Linked DNA regions of Homo sapiens: region 2 is linked to region 1. A link is a loop called in an ENCODE intact Hi-C map of the cell type or tissue named here. Cell type or tissue: endothelial cell of umbilical vein. All regions are shown on one strand. Each heading gives the region's core, and the rest is flanking DNA. Links, peaks and the distances in the headings are about the cores only.

Region 1 (15,769 bases), core at 3,881-11,880:
AAAGACCAACTTCATCACACTGACATTAACGGAAATAGTCTAGAAAAAAATATATAAGATGCAATGTAGTTCTTCTAGTTAAGGTTATCACAAGAAGAATGAAAGTACAAGTTTTAATTTCGTTTGTTCCAAATGTTCAAAATACAGATTTACCAATTTTTTAAAAGTAACTTTGGTGAATATGTTGAGGAACTGTATTGGCAGAGGGCTAGATTGTAAACTGTCTGAGGACAGGGACTTGCCTTAATCATCTTGTATCCCCACAAAACAGGATACATCATAAGCATTCCACAACCATATGTATATTTAAGTTAGTATAGGTTTGTGAAAGCAAAAGATGTGACACTGTAGCTTAAAAAACAAAGCAAAAATGTAGGCACCGTTTATCACAAAACAAGCATTACACTTTAAGCAAGCAAAATGAATAAAGCTGTTGAAAAAAGTAAACAGAAGTTCTAACCTAGCCATTTATTACTTGATTTATGGTTATTCCATTTATCCTCCCTCCTCCAAGTAAAGGAAAATACGTTAGTATCAAAACACTTGTGACCACCATAAAACTGGTATGGCAAATGTCTGGCAGTTAGAGGTTATAGACCATTATTCAAATTCTGGGAATTGTCTACTCAACATTATTTATCGTGAAGATAAATGCAAATAACAGTGCCAGGTCCTCTACCCACAATCTGCTTTCACTTATCAGTTCAACCTGGTCCTCTTATGATAAAATGAATTTACCTTGGCTTTATAATAAAGTAGATTTAGCCACAAATAGAGATGTGCTTCACCTAGAATTTCAACCTCGATATCATAAGCAAGAAAAAGTTTTGGATCTGAAAATAAACAAGATTTTCTCTTTTTTGGTGAACTCATTTTTCTGTCATTCTTCCATTTTTAATGCATTATGCAATGACCTAGTAAAACATACCTGACAAAATGAAATGATGGTTATAAATATGGTTTCAACATTCATCCAACAAGATCTTAATTATGCTTACTTATCATATTGTAGATGTAAATGTCTCTAAGAAATGGAAAGCCGCTATTTAAAAGCTTTTCTAAATTTTATAATTTTCCAAAATATTATTAAAATTGACATAGCCTTGAAAAATTTGCAATTACCTTTCCCTGCTATTTTATACAATACATTTTACTGATACATGATCATTAATTTTATTTTGAAATACTACTGGTTAAAATGTAACCAGGTCAAAGAATGTTTTTCATAACAGATAACATTATGAATTTCAAAGACACTCTGCTGGCATTTGCCTAAGATTTCATTGTCTATAAATCATAACTTATTTACAAAAATTAACTTTAATATGAAGACAAATTTAGTGCAATATCATTTATATCTTCCTGAGAATAGTACATCCACAAGGACAGCCAGTTTTTAAAATAATACACTAGAAAATCACATTCAGGATTCTAGAAGACTATCTTCACTTCAAATGCATGTGCAAGTAAATGCTTCATAAGAATTTCAGATTATATCTTTAAATTCAACTATTTTCACAACTTAATTCTGAACTTTTAAAAAGTTCAAGTATTTATAGACTATTCTCTATTTCTGACATCTCAGTCTGTAGCTAGTGTTATATTAAACTTGCCAAATTAATATCTGCAACCCCAAAATGAAGATACCCAAAGCTTATAAATCTGTCACTCCAATTACTTTAGAGTATCAGATATGCAATGTATCTTTCTTGAGACAGTATGCCCATTTGTAGAAAATTTTTCAAGAACTATACAATTATTTATATATAGTTTGAATAAAATTGAGGCATTAATTCATGAAATACTTCCTAAAAGGGCAAATGTATTCCAGTCCCTATGATTCTCTATATAAGGTTTTTTGGCCACTCAATTTTATTCCATTGGAGTTTTATGCTTTCAACAGAAGAGAACCGGCCATCAGGAAGCAGAGAACATTGTTGCCATTCAGAAGTAAATGGAATTAAGTACTTCTAGCCCCAATATTAACTGTGGGTATAAAAAAGCCAAAATAAATATTCTATCCTCAGAGACAATAAGGACTTCTGAATGGCACTGCAAAATATTAATTACAATGTAATATTAATATGTAAGACAAGTTAGAATATTCTACACTGAATTTTCAAAGACAAAAGATAGGTATATGCATAGCTGAAATGTGCATACAGTTTTAATTACTAGGAATCAGGACATCTGTCTTTACAGTTTAAGCTGAAAATAGAAACTCTAGATTATGGTAATCAATAGTATCTATACTCAGTTGCATAGTTTAGCCCTTTGGTAATTCTACAGATGTCCTCAAGAAAAATATGCTTTAAGCTCTATGATTCTGAATTCTCAATTTCCTTCTTTGTATAATAAAATTAAACTAGTATCATATAATTTTGCACTATTTAATAACAATCACAAATGCCCTGAAAGTGGGAAAAATTTTAAAGCTTTTTTTTGGCCAAAGACATTCAAGTTATTGTCCATAATATAAGCAGAGGGAAAAATACGTGTTACCAGAGTTTACATTTTGGTTGAAATATGCTGATTCCATTTTGAAAAATAACTTTTAAAAATAAATCTGCCCTTTGAATATTGGTAAGAGAAATGCACATATATGGGCAACACTTTACCTTTGTATGTTTATAAACAAGTATTAATGTGCAATTTAACCTTACATGAAATCAATGTCTAAAGTTCAAAACTGCTCAGAAAAATGGCACGGCTGAACTTGGCACATCTTCAACATTAAGCACTATTTTGATAATTATCATAGAGTAGCCACTAATTTATATTATTCTTAGAAACTTTTCAGGTTTTGAAATTTTACATCATTTGAATTATCTAACTATTAAATACATTGCAATGCAGAAGATTAGCATATTGCAATTAAGAACTTCGCAAATGTAAGTTTCATATAAATATTTTTATTCTGGAAAAAATAGCTTATTAAGTATTTAGAGCAATATTTATTTGGTTACTTATTTCTTTAAATTATATTCTTTTATAAATGTGATAATTTAGTGATTTAAAATTTAGTATATAAAATGTAATCTATTTTTAATAATCAGAATATCAATTATTTAAAACTTCAAATTTTTTATTTTAAATAATTTGTCAGTTTAGTTTTGAAGTGTATTATAAATTAAGCATTTCCAAACAAATTTCAATGTTAGATCTATAATTCAAGGAAGAGAAAATAAAAATTACTGGCCGGCACGGTGGCTCACGCCTGTAATCCCAGCACTTTGGGAGGCCGAGGTGGGTGGATCACGAGGTCAGGAGATCAAGACCAGCCAGGCCAACATGGTGAAACCCTCTCTCTACTAAAAACACAAAAATTAGGTGGGTGTGGCGGCGCGTGCCTGTAATCCCAGCTACTCAGGAGGCTGAGGCAGGAGAACCGCTTGAACCCGGGAGGCAGAGGCTGCAATAAGTAGAGATCGCGCCACTGCACTCCAACCTGGCGACAGAGCTAGACTCCGTCTCAAAATAAATAAATAAATAATAAGTATAAAGGGTTTTTTTTGGGATTATGACTGCTTGATATATAAACTGGGTTCATCAATGACATGTGGGAATTAGAAACTTTTTCAACTCTATACTTCACAATGTTATTCCAATCAATGATGACCTAATAAAAAGCACTGAGCGCCTATTAAATGCTTGCTTCTATGGTAGGTGCTTTATATACACTCTTTCTATTGTTTGTAACAAAATCTCTTGAAGCTTTTTGACTATGGTCTCTCAGAACAAAGTATACTCTGATAAATATTACTTACTTTTACACGTGTCTTTTTAACTGCCACTTAGAACCACAGACAATACTTAATAAATGCTTACTATGTGCCATATGGTTGCATTATCTCATTGAATACTCATAACATCTCTGGGTTGGGAATATCATTTCCCTGTTTTAAAGATGAAGAAATAGAGACTAAAAATTAAATATTTTCCTAAGAAGTCGTACAGCCAGAGATCGGAGCTCCTAACCATTGTACTATTCTGCCTTTTCTTTGCAAATTACGAATTAAGGGTGGGTCGTTTAGTAAAAGAAAATGACAAACTTCCTTATCATTTCTCATTGACATTCTTCACAGTAGAAACAGACTAAGGAAAAGGGCTCTCTTTCCTTGCTATTTTCTGTGTTATTTGCCATTGGAGAGCCACTAATATGTATTCTGATTCTATTTCAACAAAATAAGAGAGGGAAGAGGAAGTGGAAATGGGATTTGTTACAGAAAATAATGACTAAGATGTTTTTTCAAGTGAATAAGAGGAACAAATTCCACTTAATTTTAAAAGCTGATTTTGACAGACAAAAAAGCATTAAAAATTTTAAGTCTTCAAAATAATAAAAGGAAAACTGAATAGCTTGAGGCTTTGGAATTGAGTTTGGGATTAAGAGATTTGCAAACCTACTGGGGTCTGCTGGGGAAACCTTACATTGCCTTAAGGTCCGGTTTTTTGAGAGTTTTGAACTCTTGACTCCAGGACGGTGATGAATTTAGACTTAAATCTGGGGCTTTTGTTGTGGTGGTTGTTTAGCTTTTCTCGGGGGGAAAATAAAAACACGAGTGTTTTAAATTTTCCTTTGGAGACATGAGGGAGGGACGGAGGGAAAGAAAAATTAAACGGTCCACAGCCAGTCCGTATAATTTGAGGTTTTCTCACTAACTTCCTTGGGAGATTACAATGTGACCTTTAGTCGAGAAAATGGTAGCTTTGTTACGTTTATCTGGGTGCCCCTCTCCGCAGGATTGGCCAAGCGTGTTTGTCCGAGAGCCACCGGAGAGAAAGTCCGAACGTGAGGACCCCGCAGCCGCAGTCGCACCGTGGGGCCGAGACCCGGGGCGCGCGTTTCGCGGGCGTGAAGGCGCGGCTCTGAGGCCCCAGGGCTGCTCCGCTCGGCCCTTCAGAAGCGCCTTCTTTGGTTAACTCTACCCCCAACGAGAGCCGCCGAAAGGGCTTCGGGAGCCGCCTCCCCAAGCTCCCGGAGGCCGACAGGCCTGGAGGCGCTTCCCAGAGCCTCGCCCCGGGGAGCTGCCGCCCCAGACCCCCAGCGCCCTGACGAGCGCTCCCGGCCCCTGGCGGGGGTCGAGGCCCCAGCTCCGCCTTCCAAGGCTCAGGCCTCTGCTTCGCCCCAGTCCACGAAGGATCTGGCTCGTAGCAGCAAAGGGACGCCAGCCTGGGCTTCTCTCGCGGGAAGCTCAGAAAGGGACCCATCACAAAGTGTTCCATCGCCTAAATCCCCGCCGCCACGCGGCCCACCTGGCCTGACCCTCGCCTCCTCACCTGACCGTACTTGGCTTCCTGCTCCAGGGCTCCCTTCTCCAACCCGTTCACCGCGTGCGGGGCGGCGGCGGGGAAGTTGTTGCGGCCCAGGCTGCTCCACTCCTCCACCTTGGGGCTGTGGTAGGGGGAGCTGTCGCTCACTGATGGAGAGAAGAGAGGGTGTCAGGCCGGAGGCCCAGCCCGCGCGCCCCACTCTTGAGACGGGACCCAAACCCGCGACGGAGAGCTGGAGGGCTTAGACCTTGGGTCGGCTCCCTGCCCTTGGCCTCCCGAGGGCGCTGGGCCCAGCCGCGACCTCCTGTGCTTCCAGCCCAGGGCCTGGTGAAGTTTTACTCCCCTCAGAGTAGGCCTTTCCAAATTCTCTGACCCACGCCTGAGGGAAGACACTTTTTTCTTTTTCAACCGGTTTTTGATTTCCCTTCGCCCCTTTGCTCTCCCAGGGCAAAGGAGTGGAAGAAACCTAAATCGGAGAAGGAACCCTTAAGGCTGCACGTGCCGTTCTCCACCTCCTCATTCTTAACCCAAGGCCGACTGGGGGTTGACAACAATTTGGCAGTGGGGCTGGCTGAAAAGAAAGAGAGGAGCGTCTGACCTAAGGGTGCCTGCACTGGTGCTCACTGCACTGTGGGGATCTGGTACTTATGTCAATAGAGAACAAAAAGACCTGCACTGTCCTTTGCAAACAAATAACTAAATTATTCCCACGATACAGTGCAAAATATACATGCACAGATTTCTGCTTTGTGTGTGCATAGGGCTCCCCTTGATACACTACCTCTACACATTACATATGTGATATGTGCATATGACTTAAAAATAAATCTTGCAATTACCACTATACATGCCATGGGTGTTAGTGGCAGGGTTTTCCTGAAAGAGTTTAAAAAATGTATATACAAGAAAGAGAAAATGAAATAGGTTAAGAAAATGAAAGTAAAATTAAGTGTTAAGGTGTAATGCCATCAGTTATTCTTTCTGTTCTTGGTGGAGATGCAAAGAAAATTGTATGGTGTAAAGTAATTACTATAATACCTGGGGTTGAGAATATTGAATTATTGGCATTTTTCAGTGACCAGGTATAGTTTCAAAGAGATATGTGAAGGCTACAAACAATGTATGTTTGTCTTTGGGTCCTATGGGTGGAGGAGTGGTTTGGCAAAGCCATTGTAACTTGATTTTAAACACTTCCATCTAACACAGTGCTTTAAAAGAGTGAGCATTTTTGTAGAAATGATCATTTTTATAATCACAAATGTGTCACAAACTGGGTTGTTTAAAGCTGGCATCCAAAATCACAATAATATCTGAAAGGAAAAGTTGCTCCTTTCCATTCTCCAATACTTTCCCAACTGACATTTGCTCTGATGGTAGGATCCCTAGGCAGGAAAAGTTTTCTTTTAAACTCTGTCAGCCTTTTTTTTTTTTTTTTTTTTTCACTATGTCTCCTCCTCTACCACCCCCAAGAATTAGATTGAGTCCCATTTGCACCAGGAAACTGTGTTTTGGTCCAGAACTGCCTGTCTGTCTTTGCCTTCCCAGACAAAAGGCAGTCGGTGGGCACAAGCTTGAAGTTATCTTAAGAAATTGAGATCCCCCTGTGAGCCCCCATTTCTGCTGATCTCACACTTTCCCATGAACAGGGGCTTCCTTTAAATGTCAGTGAGGTCAGTTTATCCTATAAATCAAGGGCAAACTCTCTCCAACTATGGCTCCAAGTAGCTCCAAATAAGACAAAACTGGGCTCTTGTAAACTTGCAGTCAGAAAACAAGAAGATGAGAAATCAGAGCCCTGCTTTAATTACTTAAAAAGATAATTGTGCCAATGTGGTGGCAACCAAGAAAGGCAGGAAGTAATTAAAGAAACTATTTCCCCCTTTCCTATTTAATTTTTCCTCTACACTTTTAAAACTTTAGGCTGAGAAATTAAGAAAGTGGACTATCTACACATTATTTAAATTCTGCATCTAGGTCATTCAGACTTTCTTTTCTCCCTACCAAGAAAAAAGTTAACGCCTTAAAAAAAAAAAAAAAAACTCAGTAAAAGAAAACAAACTCAGGTCTCCTGCGGAAGCCGGACTGGGCAGGAGGGCTCGGGGAATCCTTCTGACAAGGCAGAAAGGACGCTTAGGACTAGGCAAGGTCAGGGGTGAGAAAGGAAAGAAACAGTGGGGTGGCACTGCTTAAAACATGCAGGAACTAGATAGATATCCACTTGCATTCTCGGGGACCCGGGGACCCGGGGACCCCAAAGGAAAGTGGCAGGCTCAGGGAAAACTGAAAAGAACAGTAAAAGGACAGCATGGAATTGCCTGCATTTTATCTCCATCACTGCAGTGGCTGATGCCACTTCCCTTCCTAAGATATATACAGTGAAGTCTGTTAAGTTAGAAAGTGAATGGAGAGAGAAAGAGAGAGAGAGAGAATGTGAATATGACTTCGTCTGGGAATGAGTTACATGCAAGTTACTAGTAGTAACTTCGGGACCTCCATTTCCGAGGAAAATGAAGTGAAGCATAAGAACGAAACCAATTAGGTGACATTTGAACTTCCTGCCTGAGCAAATTTGGCCTGATTACCAGAATCGGAGAATACTTCAATTTCCAAGGCGTGCTGGACTCCTCCCGGCCAGACTTCTCCCGGCCGTAGTGATCCCCAAGCAAGCTGCTCTGCCCACAGCGGAGTCTGCAGCCGGCAGCCCCAAGCAGGCTCGGGCCTCCCGGGCTGCGCCCCAAGTCCAGCCCCGGCCGCACTCTCCAAGTGAGCAAGCCGGGCTGAGGCTGCCTCGGCGCGAGAGGCGGGGGAGGGTGGAAAATGCGAACCATGTGTTGGGGATGGGGGGATGTTATGGGTCTGGTAGTTTGAGATGAGGCAGAAGACTGTGTGTGGCAAGGAAACCAGGGGCATGAGTTTCAAGTTAATGAGATCAGAACACCCCCTAGGAAGACTCCTTACGTTTCCAAAGGAAAAAGCCTCAGGTGGTGGGAAAGACAGTGTCCCTGAGGCTGCAGATACTGGGACCTCCGCGAGAGTGCGGGGGCAGACGCTGCACATCCACACGCCCAGCCTCTGAGCCCCTACCTTGGTCGGTGATGGAGCGGATGCCCAGGATGTCGGTGACGGAGTGCGAGGAGGGCCAGGTGCGCGGCATGGCCACCGAACCGGGGATGGCAGGCACCCCGGGTGGCGTGGGCACCTTGGCGGCCGCCGCCGTGATAGGGCTGGGGTACGAGTAGATGTGGTTGTAGGGCAGCGCTGGCTGCGGCGTCGGCTGGTGCTGCTTGTATGAGTCGTAATGACCCTGCTGGGCCAAGTTGCCGATCTTGTTGCGCAGAATGCGGCTGATGGAGCTCACGGAGGGCACATTGTACTTGTCGCACACGCCGTCCGCCAGCAGGCGGTCCCGGATCTCCCAGGCGAAGATGCCGGGGTCTCTCTGCTTGTAGGTCCGGATGTGTTTCACCACGGTGGGGGTAGTGACCCGGGGCTTGCTGCCCCCGATGGCTCCTGGCAAGATCGAGCCCGTCTCGTTGTATCGCGCCAGGATCTTGCTGACGCAGCCGTGCGAGACCCGTAGCTGGCGGCTGATGTCACACGGTCGGATGCCCAGTTGGGCCAGTTCCACGATGCGAAGCCGGATGGCGTTGGGCAGCGGCCTCCCGTTCACGAACACTCCTCCCAGCTGGTTCACCTCCCCGAAGGCTGGCTCTGCAAAATGAACACACAGCGCGCAGGGACGCGCACCCGCTGCTTGGGACAGCTGCCTGCCACTGGGCCTCCCTACGCATCCGGGGACTGGGCGAACGCACCCGTCCCCTACTAACTACTGGGGCTGTCCCCAAACCATATGGTCCCTGAACATAGCCGAACGGCCCCAAACCGTCACTGTCCAATCGGACCCCCTCCCTCATTCCTGCCGTGCCGGAGGCCCCTACGGCCAAGTAAAGTGGTGAGATGCCGGGCCTCTCCGAGCGTTCAAAAGTCTCCCGAAGCAGGGGGAGAAATCGGTCTTGACGCCTGAACGTGCTCCTTCTCGCCTGCTCCTCACTAAAGTCCTTGAGCCGCTCCCTCTCTCCACCCATCCCATCCCCAGCGTTCCTTCTGGAGACCCGGCCAGTTAAACAAAGTCTAGGGGAAGCTAGAGGGTGTTTTATTTGTTGTTGTTTGTTTTCTTTTCTTTTCTTTTCCTGTTTTGTTTGCATGTGTGCGCGCGTGTGAAACAAAACTTGGTTTGCTACTCGGGCTGAGGGGCTCGCTGATGCCACAGCTCCCTTCTCTTAAAATCAGAAAATGGCATCAACAGCCACCCAGTAGCCAGCGTTCACATTGAACTGCTGTGCGCCGCTGACCCTTAGCGTGTTCCTACAACTTGTAGGAACACGAGCAAAGTCAATAGAGAATGTGAGCGCCTAGTGGCGCGCGCCCTCGCGCTCCCTCCCTCCCTCCCTCCCTTGCCCGCTCGCTCCCTCCCTCCCTTCCCGGCTCTGACAGAGTCCCCCGCCGCCACTCACCCATTGCTCCGAGCAGTACACCAACCCGGCCCCAGTTCCGCACTCCCAGACAGAAACTTTCCGCACCGCCTCAGTGGCCCGGCCTGTTGCTATCCCGGCCGACCGCCGGCGCCTCCGCTTCTTCCCAGGAGGAGGAGGCGAGAGGGCAAAAGGAAGAAGTAAAAGGAAGTCTGTGCCCCGATGAAAGAGGCTTGAGTTCTGCATTTCAATCTAAGCAGCAACGTGGGCTGGGCTGAGCAGGGCAGGGCGGCTCCGTCTATCACTCACTGGGGACACGCCCTAAAAGGGGCGGGTCCGAGGGCAAGCTGCATGGTGATTGGTGCGGGTCGGTGAGCGACAGCGCAGTCCAGGAAACTCCTTCCGCTGTCTCTTTCAGGCTAGCTCCCCACCTGGGTGACTAAATACAATGAAAATGGGTGTTTGACATCTTCCCAGAAGCGGCACAAAAAGACAGCAAAATCAGGCTGGTAAAATGCTGAATAAACAAATGAAAGCGTTTGGTCTGAATGTGAATGACTCGAAGGGAGAAGGGGCCCGAGGAGACCTCCTCCGGGGAACGATGGACATCTCAGAATTGAAGTTAAGGCTATAGGTGGGAGGCGGGCGCCACCGTGCACAGGGGTGAGGGAGTTGTCTTAGCAAAATCTGTCATGCGGGCCTCTGGGGACTGTCAGGAGAGGATCTGTGTCACCTGCCGATTCTACCTCACTTCAGTCCATGCCAGGTGGCGAGAGCGCAGGTGTGAGAAGATAGGCCGGCCAAAGAAACCAGGAGGTTGCGGGGAGCCCGAGCCACAGGTGGGGGCCACTGTTAAGGCCAGGGAGGTTCCTCCTACCGCCAGCTTCCTGCGGCGACCCCCCAGTCCAGGTGGACCGGCCAACCACTAGCCACACAGGCTCGAGGCACGGGCCACGCCGTGTGCGGGGAACTGAACCACAGGCGGCTAACGCTAGCGCACAGCCCCAAGTCGACCAATTGCCAGTGCGTGGGGCACTCACTACGGAGCCCAAGGCTCTGCCACATTCAGCCACTGTCCTGGGCCCCTGGCCCTCGGTGGCAGCGTTTGTGAGGGTTCTCCAAACCAGCGAGCCCTCTCGAAAGAGTTTTGTTTAAATATGAAAGAGACTTAGTCCCAAGACAGTGGACACCGACGCTGCACATGGATGTAATTCCCTCGTCTTCCATTAAGCTCCAGAGGCCCTGTCGTTCTGCCTACTTCTGAATTTTCACTTTTATTCACTGTAAGTCTAATCTAAAGTGTACCGTATGCTTTTTTGCAGCCAAAGTTATTAATATTTGCAGTTAGGGTTGTGGAGAATGTGAATCAAAATAATAAACAAGAAGAGAAATATTTTCGTGAATTTGGGAGTTTGTACTGCTTGGGGTCGTGAACTCTGTTACTGCTACTTGACAATCCAGAAGGCTCCTTGTGCACACAGGATTCAGGCTGCTTCCCCAACAGTCCCCAGGGATGTGTGTGGCTGCGGTCTACACCCAGAGAAGCTGACTGGTCCCAGATCTCAGGTCAGTAAGTTGCAAGAACCCAGGAAAAAACTATGATCAGCCATGCTTCTGCAAAGGAACAGATCTCCAGATTCCCACTTCTATGGTTAGGATGCACTCTAAATTCAAAATTACCTAACAGAATGGAGGATGTGAAAGGTAAAGATGAACTAAAACACCACTCTTTAGAATCGGAATCTTGGGGGAAATCCCACAACTAGACATACTTGAACTTGTCCCTTTTTGTTGGTTGGTTTCAAATGTTTAAAATCTTCTTGAAGTTTGACTTGATAGCAATTTCAGCCTGGTCTGACCTCCAATACCTGTTGGGTGACATCGTGTGGCACCGCCTGGCATTTTTACACAAGGAGAGCCTTCGGAAATCTAAAGATTTTAGAAGCAGCAGCTCCTTCTTAAGGCTGGTAGATAAATTAGTTGAGACTTTGCCGCATCGTAGGGGAGCTTATGACTCTGCCTTAGGCTTGCGGGAGGGAATGAACATGCCCGGCAACTTGACCAGGAAGGAATCCTCCTCCCCCCTCACAGACAGGCAGTGAGTATCGACCTCTGCGCCAAATCTGCTCTACTTCCGTGCACCCAGGGAAAATTTGCAGTCTGCAGGGCTGCTAGGCGGGTACAAGGATGTTCGCATACGAACAGGCAAGACCTCATGTCCCGCGGGGGGTCTGGGGACTCTGCGAGAGCTTTAGCAGTTCTGCAGCACCAGCCTAGACTGGTTCAGAAACTGATATGGTTTAGAGCTCTGGTTATATGGAGGTAACATACAACTCCCTCTTGTTCCTACCAACTCCTTCAGCTGCCACACATCTTCCCAGTTCTCACATAGGTTCAATGCCATCTCTCCCTTTCCACCTGCTGAACTTGGCTGTGACCATGTGGCCTCAGCTGCTGCGGATCCCCTGGGCGTGCCAGGGGTAGCAACTCAGTGGGCAGGGGGCCTGTCCGCAGCTCTGGCGGCTCCCCGCAGGCCCCACTCATGCCGGCGGTTGCAGGTACTGGGTGCTCTTGGCATTCTCAAGAGCGCAGGAAGAGTCAATTTTAGGTGTTTTGGGCCACTAAGTATCCGCGGCAAGCCGAAGACCCCGCTCTGGGAGCAAGAGAAGCCGAAGCTGCAGACAGGGTCAGCGGGATCCCAGCAGAAGAGGGTGATGCTGAAGCCTTCCCGGGGCGCGGACCGAGTGCTAGGGCGAGGTAGTCAGCGACCCGCTGAGACCGACCGAGAGACGACGGATCTGAGGCAGAGAAAGAGGATGAAGGAAGGAAAAGAGAGAACACTAAGGTCTGGTCAGTCCCGATGAATGTAAGGATGCAGGACCTAGAACAAGAACAAGGGTCAGCTGGAGTCTGCCGCCTGGTTACACTGCTCACTCTGGACTCAGAAGATCTCAAAGAGATCGGAAGAATTTCGACTAAAAGGAGAAATTTAAGACCAAAACCAAAACACCAGTAAGGCCTGCAGCTGGCTCAGGCCAGGGAGAAGCCAAAAAGCCTTTCCCTAGCCGCGTCGAGGCCTCCTCCGAGGGGCGACTCGCTCTCTGGATAAATATTTACTCAGTGGGAGACTGGAAGCCGGGCCGAGAGTGTGAAGGAGGGGGCTACACTGGGTGGGAGGAACCAGTACACTCGGCGCTGGCCGGATCCTTGTGTACACCCGCCCAAGGGGAGCAGGGGCCGGGGACTCTGGGGGCGACTCGGCCCAGGCGTGTGGCTGGGGAAGCTTTAGACCCCAGCATCGGATCGACCGGACTCCGCCCTGCCCTCGCGGACCCCAGCCAGATGCTGTGAAGTCTCCATAAATCTGTCAGCCGTCCCAGTGCCGCGGGCAGTCACCTGCGGCGCCCCCTTCCCGGCGCTAGAGCGGCCCGCGGAGAGACGCGGAGAAGCAACGGGAATCTAGCCCGGCAGACTGTACCCGAGGGCTGCCGAAGTCAGACCCAAGCACTACAGGTTGTGCGGAACGCGAGGACCCCTCCCTGTATCCCCAACCTGGACCGACCCCCGGAAGCCTGCTCCTCCGGGTCTACAGGTCAGTGATGACTGTGGATGGGAGGATAGGGCGAGAGTTGGGGGTGCGTATGCACGGGAGAGAGGTTGTTCTATTCCGAGTTGCAGTTATGACAAGCAGAGCTAGCAGAAAATATTAAGGAGCTGATTCCTCCAACTTGCCCCCTGCTGGGGACAGGACCCCCCCCCCCCAAGCGAGGCCCAGGCGACGGTGCCCGCCTCTTGTCCACTCGGAGGAGTTGCAGGGATTGTAAGACAGCCAGAGTCCGAGGTCCGGGACTGGGATTTTCATAGTGCATTGACTTCTAGCCGTCTGGGGGCAAATGCAGTAAAGGCAAGACCCTTCAGGGTCAGTTGGGGCATTGCGCGCGGTGCAGAGAGAAAAACAAGCCCAGCTTCTCCAGAACTCGGCCCTCTGCTATGTCCCCGTCTTGCAGGGTAAGCGGCCAGCTGAGTTTCCCTGAAACTGCAGCGGCAAGTGACAGCCAGAAGCTCGCCCCGCGCCCAGGGCGAGGGAGGGTCCGCCCTGGACCGCTGGCCCCTGCAGGATCTGCGCTGCGGGAGGGGATGGCGGCTAAAAGGAGCAGTCGCGGGGATTGGGGATGGAGACAGCCCTCAGGGGTCCTCTGGTGGGAGAGGAGGACAGGAGGCGCCCGCACACTGACCTGCGGCCTGGACTTGGAGGGACTGCGGACGCGCTAGCCCAAGGAGAAGCCGCAAGCGCACGGAGAGGAGCAGAGCTCGGCCGGAAGATGCTCGGAGAATAGCCCGGCAGCCTCTCCACCTTCTCATCAAGGAGCCTCACGGTTCAAGAGTCTCTCCGCGGCTCCACTAGGTAGCTAGAATGGCAGCGGGTTGGGTCGGGCCCGAGCTCGGAAATGCGTCCCGGCGTTCTGCGGTCCGACAGCGACACGACCGGAGCCCTGCGGGAGGTGGGATCAGCCCCACGGGCTGCGAGCGCTCGTCGCCCGCTTTCTCCTTGCGAGAGCAGGGGAGGGGCCTGTTGCTGTCTGAAACCCGCTTTTAATTCTCCGCCTGCCTGTTTCCGATCACCCGGGGTTGGTTTTTCTGTTTGCTCACTCCTTCTATTACAATAAAAACAATCGACATTTCTTTTCAGTTTCCCCATATTAGCGTCACTCAGTAATTGTTCCCCACCCCCCCTTACCCCACGCGTTGAAGGCGAGCGGGATTGCTGGTATTCGCGCATTTGGAAGTTTTCCGAGCATATAAGCAAATCTTTCCTAAAGACTTTAAAGTAAAAATAAATAACGGCCCGAGAAATTGCCGTGACCCTAACATTACTTTCTGAAAGCAAATTACACCCATTTTTCAGTTTTCAACAGCGGAATTGCTTTCAGAAGGACAGTGTGGAGCTCCATGTGATATGGTTACGTTTGTTTATTAAATCTGCAAATGAAAGAGAACATGTTTTAATGCACGGGGCAAAACTCCGGGCTGCGGGATTGCAAGAGCGAACAAGGATCGGATCCCAACAGAGGAAGGGGGGAGCGGCCTAGGGGTAGGGAGGGGTAGGGAGGGGCAGGAAGGTCCCTGAGGGGAGGCTGGGCTGATCTAGCCAGAGGGAGGGGGATTTCGTCTTGCCAGGGTTGCAGCATTAGCAGAAGTTGCGCAGCTTCGTGAGGAGGACGCAGTCCGTGGTCACTATACAGCCATCAGCTGCAGCGCTCAGGAGAGGTGCAGCTGCGTGTGGGAAAAGCAAGATTGCCGGTTCTTCAAGCACAGCTGTTTGAGACCCTGCCCTCAGGTGTCGGCCTGAGGGCTTTGGGGCTGCCTCCTTTCAAAGACCTTATTGGCCTAAATGCTGTCTGGAAAAGATAAACGAGAACCAGGCCGCGCCTCTAAACTCTGGTTTCGGGACTCACATGAAGCCCTTCGGGGGCTCCCACTGTGGTCTGAGTTATGTTGAATGCAGCTTTATTGCAAGGTCCAGGTTGCCTGCAGGCTGCCAGGCCCAGCCCGCTGTACTCTGATCAGAGCCGGACGTCTGCCCTCTAGGCCCCAAGCTTCGGCTGGGCCCGAACTGCTGACGGAGGGACCAACCCACTCTAGACCCAATTTCTGGCTTCCGAGGAGTCTGAATCAACTCGCAGGCCGGAGTCATCTTGACCGACTCGAACGTTCTCCCATTTTCAGTGACCCAGGGCTCACTCACTGCGCGTTTCCTCTAGGTGGCATGATGCCCTTGCGAGTCGCCCCCAGTCCTGTGGCGTCTGGCGAATCCTCGCACCTGAGCAGCGGACGGGGCGATAGGGGGTTGGTGCGCTGCAAAGTCGAGGAGCTGCGTTTCCAGCCTGTCGCCTTCCCCGAGTTCATCCCGCCACCCACCAGCCCCCGTGCCGACTCCGAGAGCGGAGACTGGTGTTGCACAGTCCTAGCTAATCCCTCGAAAACAGGAAGCGGAGGCTGGGAGCAGCGGGTTAGCGTCGGAG
Region 2 (15,769 bases), core at 2,950-10,949, 380 kb before region 1:
ATCTTTGGCTAATGTGAGACTCTTTAGTTGACTTCTGAATCTTCTGACATGACCCTAATAGCATTTTTTTTCTAATCTATTCAGAGGAAGATACCTAATAGCATTCAGTAGCTTCTTTATGACATGGTATAACAAACTATTTCAGGTTTTATCTTGCACATTTCCTCCCTGAAGCTAGAAGGGAAGTTTCTGGTATCTTTTAATGGGAAATAGTATTTTAAGGCTACAAATTGGATGCTTCCACCAAAATGACTATGAGATGAGTTAAGAAAATTATTTTTGTATATGTTTTCTCCATTTTCTCCATTAAAAAATTGTTCTACTGTATCTACATTGTCAGAGGATATACATTATATAGCATTTAACCTTTCTTTCCTTTTAACCTGCCCTTTTAACTCTTATTTGGTCTTAGTTCTAAAAATAGCCTCATATTTAATGTTCATCACAAGTTGATGTCTCTCTAGTAATTTTGATTGCATGAAACTTGTTCTCTAATAGATTCCTCTGCAAAAGCTCATGGAAGCAATAGTTCCTGAATTCTTATATGTCAGTAATGGCTTATTGGTGGCTTTCATACTTGAGTCTGTTAGGCTCTATACAAAATCCTTGGTTCTCATCTCTTTTCCTTTAGTATCTTAAATGTTACTCTATTTTCATAGGATATAAAACATTGCTATTGAAAAGCCTAACAACAATTCAATTTTATGTTCATTATAAGTCACTTGGTCTTTTTGCTCATACACTCAAAGGACTTTTTTCTATCTCAAAATAAAACAGATATATTGATTTGCAGTTTATTCTATGTGATTATGCTTCAATAAAGCTGTCAAAAATCGTATATTGAAATCTTCTTAGATTATATAAAGGACAAATAATCTTAAAATTAGGCTTGTGTTGGCCAGATGCAAAGGCTCATACCTGTAATCTTAACACTTTTGGAGGCCGAAGCAGGTGGATCACTTGAGGCCAGGAGTTCGAAATCAGTCTGGCCAACATGGTGAAACCCCATCTCTACTAAAATACAAAAATTAGCCTGGCATGGTGTAGTGTGCCAGTAATTCCAGCTACTCTGGAGGCTGAGGCACAAGAATCGCTTGAACCTGGGAGGCTGAGGTTGCAGTGAGCTCAGATTGCGCTACTGCACTCCAGTCTGGGAGACAGAGTAAGACTCTGTCTCGGGGGGAAAAAAAAAGTTTATGTTGATAAGTCTTTTATTAAATGTACATGGTTATTAATTATTTTGCTGATTGGTTTTCAAAATTTGAATTAAAAAATGATTGAGATGAATACTTAATTTAAAACAGCACAGAAAGAAGCATGCAAAAATAAAAACACTGTTAAAAGAACAAAGATATTTAACATTTAAAAGGGAAATTCTAAAACATTAGTTCCAAAATCTGTGTCATCAATTTCTATGCCCCTTCCCTTAAGAGTCAGTGGGGTCCAGCTGGGTGCATCCAGGAGCCTGCAGTTTTAAATACTCTTCAGCTGGTTGTGTTGCATAGCCCGGTTTGGACCTACAGGCCTAAAGTTTATACTATCGATTTTTCAATCTTCTATAACTGTCTCTTTTCAAGTTAGATGATAAAAAATACTTGCATCCCTGGATCACATTTCTTTAGTTCTTCATTTAAATGCTTTAAGAGAACTGTACTTTAATGCTGTGAATTCCGCTTTTATCCTATTAAGGGAAATTTATTATGCATATAACTTGCCTTTTTGAATGCAGCAGCAACAACTGTGTGTTTAAATAATTCAAATCATGGTTTTAACCTAAGATTGGAACATAAAGCCACAGTGTAAAGCAAACCACCTTTTCACACTGCATTTCAATTCCACAGGATGTGCTCGGGCCCTTCGGGTCCACTCTTCACTCCTCTCCAGGCTGCTTTGTGTGCCCGCCGGCTGCCGTCTGGACTGCTCAGTGAGTTCCCTTGCTCTCTGGCTTCCAGTTAAGTTCAACCAATAGGAAGGCCCTGGTGGGAGATCAGGCAGGTGGAAGGACAATGAGGTCAGAGTATTTTCCACTGGCTCTCTCCCTACCTGGTCACACAGGTTTCTTTGTGTCCCTTGGACAAAGACCACAGCAACTACCAGGTGGCCTTTTCCATATGACTGTCCTTGCAGAGCTCTGGCCCTTTCTTGCCCTTTTAGATTCAGGGGTGGGAAATGCTTTGCTCATCCCTCGGTATTGAAGTAGCCACTGTTGGTTTCCTTCAACCCTGCACCATATTTGTAAATAGTCCCTTTGTTAAACTCTTTTCCAATTGCCCAAGTTGCCTGTGCCATCTGTTTCTTACATATTCTGATTGAATAGGTAAGAATAGGTCACCATAGCCTAGGAGTTCAGTCTGGGTGAATTAATCTACCCTTAAATGAAAAACTTTTTGTAAATGATAGGCTATTTCTAGTATTGTCTTGTAGCTGTGAAATGAGTTCTTCCCTCTCCTTGCACTGAAGCCAGTACATTCATGAGTCACGTTTCCCATTTGTAGTTTCCAGAACCAGTCATGCTGTTCCAAGCCCCTAGTCTGTCACAAACAATATTCCTTCTGCCCCTTCTCCCTCAGGTATTCTTTAATGATAGATATTTTGAGATTTAGAATTCTGGAATACTTCTTCAGAAACTTACTTTTAAAAATATTTATGCGGTGCTTAGACTTATGGAGTGAGAATAAAACAGTGAACAATAGGCAAAGTCCTTTCCTCATGGAGCTTATATACAATTGGAGATCTTTGATATTAATGATGTAAACTAATACATGAACAAAGTCATTTAAGATAGCACTAAGGCCAATGGAAAAAGATAGAGTAGGGTAAATTGATTGAGAGTAACTGTGGTGTAAGATGTAGTTATTTTAGATGTATTAACCTGAAAAGTAAATATTCTGTGCTATTGTCTGAAATGAAATCAATGTACTTTGAAAACCAGGCACATAAGTAGAAAACCTGCTTTTTTTTGTTGTTGTTAGGAAAACTGAAATTATTATTCGCTTTATGCCCAGGGAGTGGGCCATTCAAACTTTTCACTAGTAGAGGCTTCAAGTTAATAATTTTGTAGAACTACCTTGGATCTGAGAAGTACTTGGTTATTATTTCAAAGTTTTGCATTGTTGAGTATTAGCAAGGAAGAGATGACTTTGGCTTGGAAGATATGGAGAATGGGCCAGATCTGTCATCTATTTTTACTCAAATGAACGCATTCTAATAAAACTCCTTGCACTTCCAAGGCTCATGACATTCACTAGAATACGTGGTACTGTTTTGCTCTATTAGAAAAAAAGTGTCCCTCTAGGCTGATGAGTTGGAAGAATCCAAGGTACCCCACCCACTTGGTAAGCAGAGAGAGAAATGGCTTTCAGCCCCCACTCAGCCTCTTGTGCATGCAAAACTGCTCAACTCTGTGTGCTGCATCCCCAGATAATTATGTTATTTATCAGGTTGAGTTACTTACTGTATACATGAGTATACATGAAAGATACCCGATTTCCTATGAGAATCAATGTTTATTTTACTATTACTTACTGTATTAGATAGAAAATGCCATGTATGGAGTACACAAACACAACACAAATATGTGTGTGTGTTTAATGTTCTTATTTATGGATATTAATTTTGAAACACTTCACTTAAGGTATAGCATTTTTGCACTCATAAATAATTTTGAACACACTTCACACTAAAGGCAAAGTACTGCAGTCCTGCCCAGTAGCAGCTTTTGGAAATAGTGATTGCCTTTATTACTTCATATGACAGCCAGTCCATGTTGCTGTTGTAGAAGTATGCAAAATTATATTAGTGTAGTCTTTTCAGGTGTTATAAAAATATCCGGCACTATATTCACAGGTACACATGTATATATTACAGTCTATAGCTGTACTGTCCAATATAGTAGCCATTAGCTATATGTGGCTATTGACCACTGGACTTGTTGCTTGTCCAAATTGAGCTGTGCTTTAAGTGTAAATACATGCCAGATTTTGAATACTTTGTGTAAAACAAGAATGTAAAATGTCTCACTAATAATTTTAATAGTTGTTGAAGTGATAATATTTTGGATACATTACATTAAATAAAATATATTTTTAAAATTAATTTCACCTATTTCTTTTTTTAGTGTGGCTACTAGAAAATTCAGAATTACAAATATGGACTTACATATGTGGGTCTCATTATATATCTATTGTACAACATCAGTCTGAAGTGTGTACCTTTTAATAATTATTTTCATAATTCTATGATATGTTATTCCTTTCCTTTTTGAAACAGGGTCTTCCTCTGTTGCCCAGGCTGGAGTGCAGTGGTGTGATCACAGCTCACTGCAGCCTCGACCCCCTGGGCTCAAGTAATCCTCCCACTTCTGCCTCCCTAATTGCTAGGACTGTAGGCACACACCACCATGCCCAGCGAATTTTTAATTTTTGTAGAGATGGGGTCTCACCATGTTGCCCAGGCTGGTCTTGAACTCCTCTGGGCTCAAGCCATCCTCCCACCTTGGCCTGCCAAAGTGCTGTGTGAGCCACCGTGCCCAGTCAGTATGTCATTCTTGATCTGTGATGGCTCTCAGTCTTTTTTGTTCATTTTATTTTATGTTTTTGGTGAAACTTACTGACGTGATTCATTCATTTACTATGTATTGAAATATTGGAATTTCAAGAAATATTGGAATTTCAAGAACATTTCAAGGACATTTCAAGGCTATGTGAGTAGTTCTTAACTCTGGCTGCTTCATAATCTTCTGTGAAGATTAAAAACAAATAAATCAAGATTACCTTACCTCCTGTAGCTTCTGATTCACAAGGTTTTGGGTGGGAGCAGGAGAAGTAGTTCAGCATTGTATTAAGAAACAGAAACAAAAGCAAACCCCCCACAGGTGAGTCAGAGTTGAGTATAACTAGTCTATGAGATTAGAACATGACACATTATTTGAAGTTAAGCCTGCTTTGGCAAAACTAAAAGTCTTTGGCAAAACTAGTCTGCTCTAGTTATTGGTCTCAGTGGCTAAATCCAAGGCTCCCTTTGAATTTCAAGTCTGCAAAAGGTTCAGTGCTCACTATACATTAGCTCCCTTGATTCTCTCAAGAACAATCAGACAGACTTGCTCACCCATGTTTTACAGGTGAGGAAGCTGACTCAGAGAGTTTAGGTATGTACTTTCTCTTTAACACCAGAGTAAAGTTTTGGACCTTTATGCAAAGATTTATAATATAGGCTCCTCCCAGCTGTCAGATGTCATAGGCTTATGACATCTCTAAGGTTATAGGCAAGTTACATTTTTGAATCTGTTGAATAATGTAGGTCAATTTAGGTGGTGCCACTTTCTCCTTAAAATGTAGAGGTACATTTTTTTTTTTTTAACTGCAAAACCAGGAAGACGTAGTAATTTGGTACTGCCTCTTCCCCTCCACCAGTCTCATAGCTTTCCTTAGGAAACAGTTGATTGAGATACATAACCCGGTTTATGATGACAGTAATTTCCTACCTATCTGTTATTAGAAAGTGGTGGTCTTGCATATGAAAAATGACATGGCCACTAGGAGGAATATGTATTTGTAGGGTCTGTCTTAATCTTGCAGAATCTAAATGTGTTACTGTTCTCCTGAATTCTCAGGAGGCGGCATTTTTTCTCAACGTTTTTCTTGGCTTCCTTTCAGATATGTTGAGGGAGGAATGGACATAGTGGTCATTTTTCAAATGAGCCTAAATGGGTACACAAACATTGTAAACAATGGAAGAGCTTCATGAATGGACCTGGAAAGGAGCGTTTGAACAATATTTTTCTGTCTAAAACATGAAAGAATCTTCATTCTTTGGATAGCTGTGATGGGTTCTGCATTAATTTTAAAATTTGCTTTTCTTCCTAAAAATATAATAAAAACATTTACATGTATAGATTCCTTTTATGAGTGGTATAAAATCCAACACCTACAGTTCTGTGCTGTTAATATGTTCTTGTTGTTTTCCCTGATAAGCCTGTTAAAGATAACTTGGAGGATGGCATGGAGTGGGTGATACATTGGAAATCACATCTACCTTGCATGAAATTCAAGAAAGGTTTTGTTTTCTGTCACAACATGTGGGTATAGATAAAACACTTTTGTTTTCTAGGGACAAAACAAGTCAAATGCACCAAGACTCATTTTGGTTTTTAATCAATGTGAACTTCTTTACTGATTCGTTTCAAAACTCTGCTGGGACTGATTTAATAGTTCTTGTTATGTTACATACTTTATGTGTTTCTGGAATGATCGTGCTGTTTGATAAAGAATTACTCAGCATTTACTTAATTACTTTTGCATTACCATCTGGGTTTGGGGAGCAGGGGCAGAACCTCCTGCTTTTGCCTCTTAGCAAAGTTCCGGAAATGGACCATGGTCTGCTGTTTGCTACATTGCCCCTTTAGGTCATGTTTTTCTTATTGCTCTCATACTTCCAACTTTGGTCTGGTTTCACAGCAGTTGATTCATATCTGTTATCCTGTGTTAGTGTACAAAATGTACATTTCAAAACATGTCTTAGACATGCTGGGCAGTGTTTTATTTGCATGTTCCGAGGATCTGGACTTGACACCCAGTCCATGTTCCCTTCAGCGTGCAGTATACCCTTTTAAATTTCACGTGAATTGCTGTCCAGATTGGTTTTGAATCAATACAACCCCACCAATGTGTGTTTCCTTAGCCCCATGTCTCTCCAAACCCTTTTACTCATTGTGACTTTCAAAAGTTGTAGGAGTCTCAGAAGGAAGACTCCGGTTAAATTGTTTCATAGTTCTGTCTGTGTGAGAGATTTCTTTGTGATCAGTGCAACTAAGTAGTTGCTTAGAGGCTTTTGAACTGTGATGTTCTAAAACAAACTATGAAAAGGACAAATGTTCCGGATGCCATTGTCCTGTTTGGTTTGTATTTAAGACAGACTCAGAGGATCTTTGGGGAGAAGGAACCAGGGGTGTTATGTGGGGTAGAAACAGTTCAACATTTGCAGCTGTCTTCCACAACCCACCACACTTTTAATTGTTTTCTTGTTTCTGCTGGGACCTAAAAATCCCCTATCCTGCACAATCTGGTGATAGAACTTCTAATTGGTGGAGGAAATAAAAAAGGGCAGAGCACAATCATGAATGTGTATACAGGGTTTAAGAAATCAATCCAACATCTGCTTCATGGAAACTTGATCAGAGAATGTCTGCAACAGGTTTCACTTTTCAAGCTGTTATCTTGTTGACACTTTGATATTAATTGCAAAGTATCAGTAACAGAAAGTTCAGGATTTAACAGTATTATCAACATGACCGTAGGGAGTGGTATTTAACAAAATTTCCAAATCAAATCAATTTTTATTCTAAATACATATATATTGAGAGATAGGCCAATTCAGTTAAAAATGCCGTTTTGAAGCTACTTAATCCTTTCCCTGCCCAGCTACCTGCTTCACATGAAGCAGTCACAGCCTTCTTTGGGGGATGGAGGAAATATAAGGCTAATATATGTCATACTCCATGATTGTGTGAGAGCAGACCTACTTAATCTGATTAGGTAGGCAATTAAGAGATCATATATGCTCTAGCCTTCCCATTCCTTCCCCTCATAGCACTAGATCTGGGAAAGCTTGAGAGCGTCGGCAAAGAGGGAGCATTGCAGCATGGTGAAGAGCAAGAACCCTTGAGGCAGATTGCCTGCCTTGGAGTTCTGGCTGTTCCCCTGCCCAGCTTTGTGACTTTGGGCAAGTTGCTCAACTTCTTTGTGATTTTGTGGCCTTATTTGTAAAATGAGGATCATCATATTCCTCACTAATAGGGTTGTCGTGAGGCTTCTGCAAGTTAACTTATGTAAAACACTGAAAACAGGTCCTGGCACAGAATAATCCCTCAGTAAGGTGGTAACTTGTTTTTATGTATTGAAACAAAAAACATTGTTAATAGAGTATTAGCACAACCATGCTTAGCATATTCCCAAGTACTATGAGACAACATAGTCTCCATAATTGCTCCATCATCCAGAAGGAAAAGATCATTTCATGGATGCTCTAGAGTGGAGAAATTGTGACTTCAAAACCCTGGAGTGAGTCAATCACAAAATCAGATAGAGGACCCAGACTTCTAATTCCTTGTCAGGTGCTAGACCCCGATCAGGATGAATGATGCTGAACAATGGCCTGGCTGTTCAGAGCCTGACCTTCCAGGTCCAAACGGAGACTGCAACACAAACAAACATGAGTTCTTGTTTTTGTTACCCTGGGGTGGAAACTGCTTGAGACTTTGGAGAATTAAGCTCATTACTTTGAGTCGCTGAATGTCTTGGGCTTTCTTGAAACTGAGTTCCTGTCATTACTTTGTGGTTCTCGAAGAAACCTACTCTTTTCACTTCCAATTTTGAAATATTAGTGAAGTTTTTTTTCCCCAGCAGTTTGTCTTTTCATTCAACTGTATGTGATCTCACAGGGTCCCTTAAATAATGGAAAGTAATAGATTTTTAAAATATCATTACAGAAATGTTATAGGATCTACTAATTCTATAACAGTGTCCAGAAATCTCTCCTTCGTAATTGTAGTCATTTAAAACATACCTGTACTGTATTACACCACAAACTTTTCATATTCTCTAGAAATTTACAACATAGAGAGTTCACTGTTTAGCCTTGCTTTTCTAGGTAACTGCATACTCAGAAATACTGATATATTTTAGAATCATGTAACTTTCGATTTGAAAGAGGTCATTGCAGATCTCACTGACAAGTGGTTTTAAAGTCATGGTGTGTGGAATTCTTGGCACTTTAGAAGGAGCATGGGTGGGAAGAGGAGAGTGGGAAACCAGACTGTCTCCCTTTTTCATCTCCAAAAGAAAATGTTTTTACATTTATATGTATATTGATCACCACTAAAATATTTTGAAAAGAGAAAAGATTTCTTCAGTTGGAATAATGTTGGGGAGACATTGATCTAGAGCAATTTTGTCCAGGAGGAAATAATGGCAATTTAATACCTTAATCTTCAGGTTTTGGAATTTTGCCACAAATTTAGAAACCAAAAAAGTTGGAGATCACTTCTTAATTTAAGTCAAGACAGGGTTAGGAGAATATTCTTCATTATGTAGCTTCCAAATTTAGCCTTCTTTTCTTCACAAGCCTGAACTCTTTCTTAGTTTTTAGTGTTCCATGACTGTATCTACCTTAAGAAAGCCCAATAATGTACATCAAAATTCAGGTTTGTAAAACTAAAGAGAATGATCAATCACTTTATACAAAGCCAGTGTTCCTATAGGAGGGGCAGAAGTTCCTGTGGTACATTCAATATTGATATTATTCCTAAAATATGCTTACCTATAATCTTTCAGGATTTCCTTTTTGTTACATATCAAAGTGTATTTGCACTGAAATGTCTATGAATAGATAAGAGTACCTTTAGTTTGAAAGAATAGTCCACTATTAGTTTTCAGGAGAAGAAACATGCTTATGTTTGCATTTAAATAAGACAAGTAAGCTAAATATTTGTATTTTTCTTTTCTTTTATGTAATTTTATATATATTGGTAACCTAAGATTATAAGGCTATTAAAAAAGGAAAGCCAAACACATTGAGCATTAAAAAATATTATTAATAACAAAATGGGGAAAATTTCCTTGGCTTGTGTTACTTTACATACTTTTACTTGTTCCTTTATCTGCTTGAGTGTCTACTATGTGCCAGACTTTGTTTTTGGTGCTGGGGATGTAATGGAAAGCAAGACACACTTCCTTTTCTCAAGAAGCTTGAGAGGGCTGGGTGTGATGGCTCAAGCCTGTAATCCCAGCACTTTGAGAGGCCGAGGCGGGAGGATCATTTGAGGCTAGGAGTTCGAGATCAGCCTGGTCAATATATTAATAAAAAGACCATGTCTCCACCAAAAAAAAAAAAAAAAACAAAAAAACATAAAACAAACAAAACAAAAAACAAAAAATGTAGCCAGACATGATGGTGCACACCTGTAGTTCCAGCTACTTGGGAGGCTGAGGCAGGAGGATCACTTGAGTCCAGGAATTCGATGTTGCAGTGAGCCATGATTGTCACTGCACTCCAGCCTGGGAGACAGCGCAAGACCCTGTCTCTTAAAAACAAAACAAAAAAAGAATGGGAGAAGTGACCAAGCAATTTGAATAAAGAAAGGATGATGAGTGCTGCAGTCTTTGTAGGTACAGAGAACTTCCAGAACACATGAGAGGGGCACTGTCTTCTATCTGTAAGGGATGGAGACTAGGGCAAGCTTCCTGCAAGATGGTAGCCCAAAAAGAGCCATAAAATGCAAGTAAGCAAAGGCAACTGGGAAAGTTTAAGAGGGTGGCAGAATCATATTAGGCAGAACAAATGGTGCTTGCCAAAACCCAGAGGTGATAGTAAGGAGGGCTCACAGAGGACTGCAGGTAGCACTTTATGATTGGAGCTCAGACTGGAGTGTGTGGAGGAATGAAAACAGGTATATCCTGAACGGTCTTTTGGACCATGCTAAGGAGTTTGGCCTTATTCTGGGGAGTTCTTCAAGAATTGAAGCAGGAATGGTTTGCTCAGAATTGCAGTTTTCATTTAAATCATTGGCTGTGATATGGGGGATGGATTACAGAAGAGTACAACTGGATAGTTAGCTGTACATTTGTATAGAGGAAATGGGTCCTGTCTGAACTAGGTGAAAGGTGGAGAGGGAGAGATGTGGATGTATTTAAGCAACATTAAGAAGGTGGAAACAACAGAACTTACGTTGTGTCTGTGGCAGAAGGTGGGGAGGATTTCAGAATGACCCCAGTGGGGTCCTGACTTGGGCCACTGGTGGCTGGTTCAGCAGTTTCCTGAAATAATCAATTGGAAAGGAAGTGGTTGGGAGATGGAGTGATGCTGTCTGTCCTGAATGCATCAAATTTGGATTTCCATGGCCTCAACAAGTGGAGATGTCTCATAAAGAGTTTAGTATATGGGCCAGGAGTGCAGGAAAAAGATTTAACCTGGTGTTACAGAGTTGGCAGGCTCCAGTATGTTAGGAGAAAATTGAATATGTAATGGAAAAGGTAAGAGAATGATAGCTTGGTTAGCGTGGACCCATTGTTGTTTTAAAAATTCACACATGCCCTGGTTTACACAATAGGTATGTTTTCCCAAAGACTGTGTGAACCAAACTTTAATATATTGATTTTTAGAAGTTCACTGAAGAGATTAGTATGTTGATGAATCTTGTAATGTCAAGAATGCTTTTCTAATACAATTAATACCTTTGTAATTTATCTTCTACAGACATATTTTACATATTAAATTTTTAAATCAAGTTATATCTAAAGAGTATTTTTGTAAAGAGTCAGGAAATGTGCCTGGATCTTAAACTACACTGTTATTTTCTATTTTAAAAAAGAAAATGGGAGAGTCTAAGAAATTCCTTTGAAAATTGTTAGACATCTTTTGGAGTCGGTAAAATTAAGTTTATTGTTTTTATTTCATTTGCAAGGTTCTCCACTTAGAAGAAATTGGAGGGTGTTTTGGAAACAATTTTGATGATATCAAATAAAAGATTTCCCCCTCCCCAACATAACTCAATATTTTTGCTGTTCTTGGAAGTCCAAATAGAAAGTTTGCTATGTCCTGAACTCGGCTTCCAGCTAGCCATGTGGCAGCAGAAGCAAAAATTTTCACATTCTGCCCTCTGTTTGCTCGCCAGCTTTAAAAACATATAAACAAGCTGAGAGTATCAAATTCACATGTCTGTTTTTCTATGGCAAGTAAAGGTTACCCCGTAATGTATTATGGGAGAGAGATCATTGAGGAAAAAACTTACACGGGAAGCACTTTTCCTAGCAGAAATTGCTTAAATCACAGCTTCTCCACTTGATGTGGTGAGAAAAATGAGGATTGATTCATTGGAGCTTTCTTGACCTCCTTACAGCCATTTACCTCAAGTTAATCTAGTTTAAAGATGGAATAATATTTACAATCTTTAGATTTAATTTGGATTAGGAAGGCTTTCCTAGTCTTTGTGGAAGTGCTATTGAGAGAACTGGAGTTCCTAATCATTTAAGCAAAAATGTATCCACCTTGTCATCTGCTAAATTCTACATCATGTTCAGAAACAGCAAGATGTTCTGTCTGAATTTTTGTTTAGCTACATATTTAAGCACATGGCTGGACTTGACTGTCATGGATTCTGCTCTAGACACATTACTATATTTGCAACTAGAGGCACTCTTCTCTTTTATATATTTAGTTAAATATTAGAAAGTTCTGTAACTAGGAATTGTTGCTCTTACTCAACAGAAATAGATCACATCTATGTGCTGCTGATAAGTCATGCCCAGGTACTTCTAAACCAATTGCTGTAACATTTTTTTTTTCTTTTTAGAGACAGGGCCTTGATATGTTGCTCAGACTGGATTTGAACTCTTGGGTTCAAAGTGATCCTCACTCCTCAGGCTCCAGAGTGCTGGCACTACGGGAATACACCACTGCACCCAGCTTTGTAGCATTTTGATAATGCACATGGGTCATTTTAACAGATGGCTAATTATAGATACAGATTGATTATATTTTTAAGTTCAAATATGCAAATAATGAATTAGTTCTGAGCCCCTTCTCTGTTAGAGGCACTTGGTTACTGAAAGTTTAAGGCACATCCCCTCCACTGCCTTCCTTCAGGAATTTGCAAACAAATTAAGGAGTAAAATTAAATATATGATAAGATATATGAGCTATCTTTTTCCCCACAAAGGCAGCATTTCCAAAAACTGAATTTTAAGCTTTTTATTCTTTTTCACTCTCTATCTTCTTCCTCCTGCAAGCCTATAAATATGAGGAAAAGTATATCATTATCTCTAAACTCCTGCACAGTTACATCCATCTAAATTCTGGACTTTTTTCTCTGAATGTCTCATACAACATCAAACTCACAATATTAGAATGAATTTATCATCTTCCTCAAAGCTACTTTCACTTCTTAAGCTATTTTCTATTTATCTAGTTGCTCAAGCCTCAAACATGGAAATCTTTGCAACTTTTTCCTGTTTCTCATCCACACATTTATCAATCACTTTTAGATTTCTATTTCCTGTCTCTGTCACTTTCTTTCTCATCTGTCCACGTCTCCAAGTCTCCACAGCCACCATCTGAGTCTAAGGCTCTATCCCCTCTCATCTGGGCTACTTTGTTAGCCTCTTAGTTGGTGTCTCTGGTCTTGTATTCTTCTAATTCACTCTACACAGAAAAAGTAAATTTAATTATGTCATTTTTTATTATTATTTAGATGCCTTCAATAAGTCTCACGATATAATTTACACTTCTTACCCAGCATGAAAGGTCCTTCTCACTAGCTTCGTCAGCTCCCTCTACCCATGCCAGTCAACATAGAACTGCTGGTAGCTCTTTGACCTCACCCTGTAACTAATTTTTCTTTTCTTTCTTTCTTTCTTTCTTTCTTTCTTTCTTTCTTTCTTTCTTTCTTTCTTTCTTTCTTTCTTTCTCTCTCTCTCTCTCTTTCTTTCCTTCCTTCCTTCCTTCCTTCCTTCCCCTCTTCCTTTCTTCCTTTCCTTCCTCTTTCTCTCTCTTTCCTTCCTTCCTTCCTTCCTCCCTCCCTCCCTCCCTCCCTTCCTCCCTTCCTCCCTTTCTTTTTCTTTTTCTTTTTCTTTTTTTCTTTCTTCTTGGATTCTCACTCTGTTGCCCAGGCTGGAGTACAGTGGCTCAATCTTGGTTCACTGCAACTTCCACCTCCTGGGGTCCAGCAATTCTCCTGCTCCTGCCTCCCGAGTAGCTGGGATTACAGGTGCCTGCCACCACACGCAGCTAATTTTTTTTTTATATTTTTAGTAGAGATGGGGTTTCATCATGTTGGCCAGGTTGATCTTGAACTCCTGACCTCAGGTGATCCACCAGCCTAGGCCTCCCAAAGTATTGGGATTACAGGCGTGAGCCACAGCGCCCAGCCCCCTGTAACTACTTTCAACTCATCCACCAAAACCTGCCTCAAGCTTAGCCTCAAGTCTGATTTACATGGTCTTTAATAAGGCTCCCAAACCTCCGTGATTATCTCCCTCATGGCATAGATTAAGCTCTACAGTAATTGTCAAGTTACTTATCTGTCTCTGTGTTAAACACCAAATAAGATCCTTGAGGGCTGGCACATAGCCTTTAGTGACTGTATATTCCAGTGTCTAGCACAGTACCTGCCACTTAGAAGAGGCTCAATAAATGCCTCTTGATAGACACATCCATACAATGAAAGACTACTCAGTGATAAAACAAATGCAGTAGTGATACCTTCAACAACATAGATGAATCTCAATTATGCTCAGAGAAAGAAGTCAGACAAAAAAGTATATACTGTATTATTCCACTTATGTAAAGTTTAGGGAAATGAAAATTAATTTATAGTGACAAAAAGCTGATCAGTGGTTGCCTAGGGAGAAGCAGGAATGGGAGTGGGATGTACTAAAGGGAATGAATACATTTTGGGGGTGATGAATATGTTTATTAGTATCTTGAATTGTGATGATGTTTTCACAGGAGTATACAAATGTCAAAAAATTTTTCAATTTGTATGTTTCAAATATATGCAGTCTGTTGCATGTCAATTATACCTCAGTTAAAAACAATGCTTATAAGACAGGCTGCATCAATGAATGCCTTTCAGTATTTTGCAACATACTGTCAATGATTAGGCGAAAAGGCAGGATCCTATCTGCTAACAACAGGGTTGTCTGACAGTGGCACCCACCCCTCACCGTACCATCCTTGTTCCTTACTTGATAGCTGCTTAGCAACTGTTCTCTGCTCCTAAGATGGTGTCAGATGCAATTGTTTGGGGTATTGGAAGTAACTAAAACTTTGGATACTGTGATTATGCATGACATTCTAGAAGGAGCAAAGAGGGGGCTGGGGAAGGGCATCCCTTTGTCTATGTGGCCTGTATGGTGTCGGGGATGATGGAGGTGGATGAATGACAGTGAGGCTAGAAGACCCAGGCTAGGAGACCCTGGTCGGCTGGGGCCACAGGACGTCAGGCTTCAGCAAATCTTAGGCACAAGAATCTTGGTATCAAGGAAAATGGGAAGGAAGATACTCGCTAGTCCCTTACTAAGAAAAGCACCCCTAACAACTAAAGCAGATTTAGTCTATATTCTGCAAAATTGGAATTAAATGCAGCATAATTTTAGGGCCAAGGAAAAGACTATCCCCCTCTCTTTACCTCCCAACAATGTTCTTCTGACTTCCTGAATTTGTGTCAAATTCCTCTATCAGGAGATAGAAACTTTTATTTCATAATAGGAAACTCCTATTCCTTAAATAGGAATTTAAGAGTTAAAACAGAAAACTCTTAAAAGACTGAATGTATTCATGAAAATTAATTTTCAAGTAGAAATAATATGTCACATTTTGCTGTTTTTATTTGGAGGAGTTAGAAATTAAGAAGGCAAATAATAACCTGAGTTTGGGAAAGGGGAGAGGACTTTCAGAAATGCTGAAGGAGAGGCTAGAGGCAGAAAGACAAATTTTTCAAAAGTTATAATTTTGCCAACCCTATTATTCTTCATTTTTCTACCAACAAATATAAGGTAGGTATACCTTATGTCACCTCAGAAACTCTGAGCCCCATGGAGGTAACCAGTATGCTTAGATAAGAACAAAGGACAATGAGTGTCATTTAAGATCTGTTTAGCTACCCTACATCAAAGGGCATGGCAGCCAGGAAAGCAATTTCAGACTTCAGTTCAGTAAGGTGGTCATTTGTCTTGATCCTTCTCCTCATAGCACAATAAGCGCTGAACTGAGAACT

What was found. Hi-C counts contacts between places; a loop is a spot of excess contacts. Peaks named below come from ENCODE experiments on the same cell type or tissue, not always from the same donor. Only the 100,000 strongest peaks of a DNase experiment are listed, where the experiment ranks them.
Region 2: it touches region 1 in a loop (4-fold over the local background); 2 of 110 quality-filtered maps call a loop at or near these places.

What each region holds. Positions count from the first base shown.
Region 1 is chr14:36,656,113-36,671,881 of GRCh38, reverse strand. PAX9 (paired box 9) reads right to left here and starts at 10,022. Exons shown (of 4, transcript NM_001372076.1): 1 at 9,789-10,022; 2 at 8,359-8,985; 3 at 5,281-5,420. The coding sequence starts at 9,792. LOC105370455 (a long non-coding RNA gene) reads left to right here and starts at 13,133. Exons shown (of 2, transcript XR_943758.3): 1 at 13,133-13,338. RefSeq lists enhancers at 8,022-8,532, 8,533-9,042, 9,043-9,554, 14,985-15,722, 15,723-15,769, a cis regulatory region at 10,319-10,831 and a promoter at 10,091-11,288. In endothelial cell of umbilical vein, for the core only: CTCF peaks have their summits at 8,623 and 8,883; a DNase peak (open chromatin) is centred at 10,071; H3K4me3 peaks cover 1,693 bases; H3K27me3 peaks cover 7,071 bases.
Region 2 is chr14:37,038,065-37,053,833 of GRCh38, reverse strand. The region is part of intron 1 of SLC25A21 (solute carrier family 25 member 21); the gene reads left to right. Among named protein-coding and RNA genes, the nearest start is that of MIR4503, 94 kb to the right of the region's middle. In endothelial cell of umbilical vein, for the core only: no CTCF peak of the experiment used is centred there; DNase peaks (open chromatin) are centred at 5,623, 6,443 and 8,153; H3K27ac peaks cover 1,749 bases.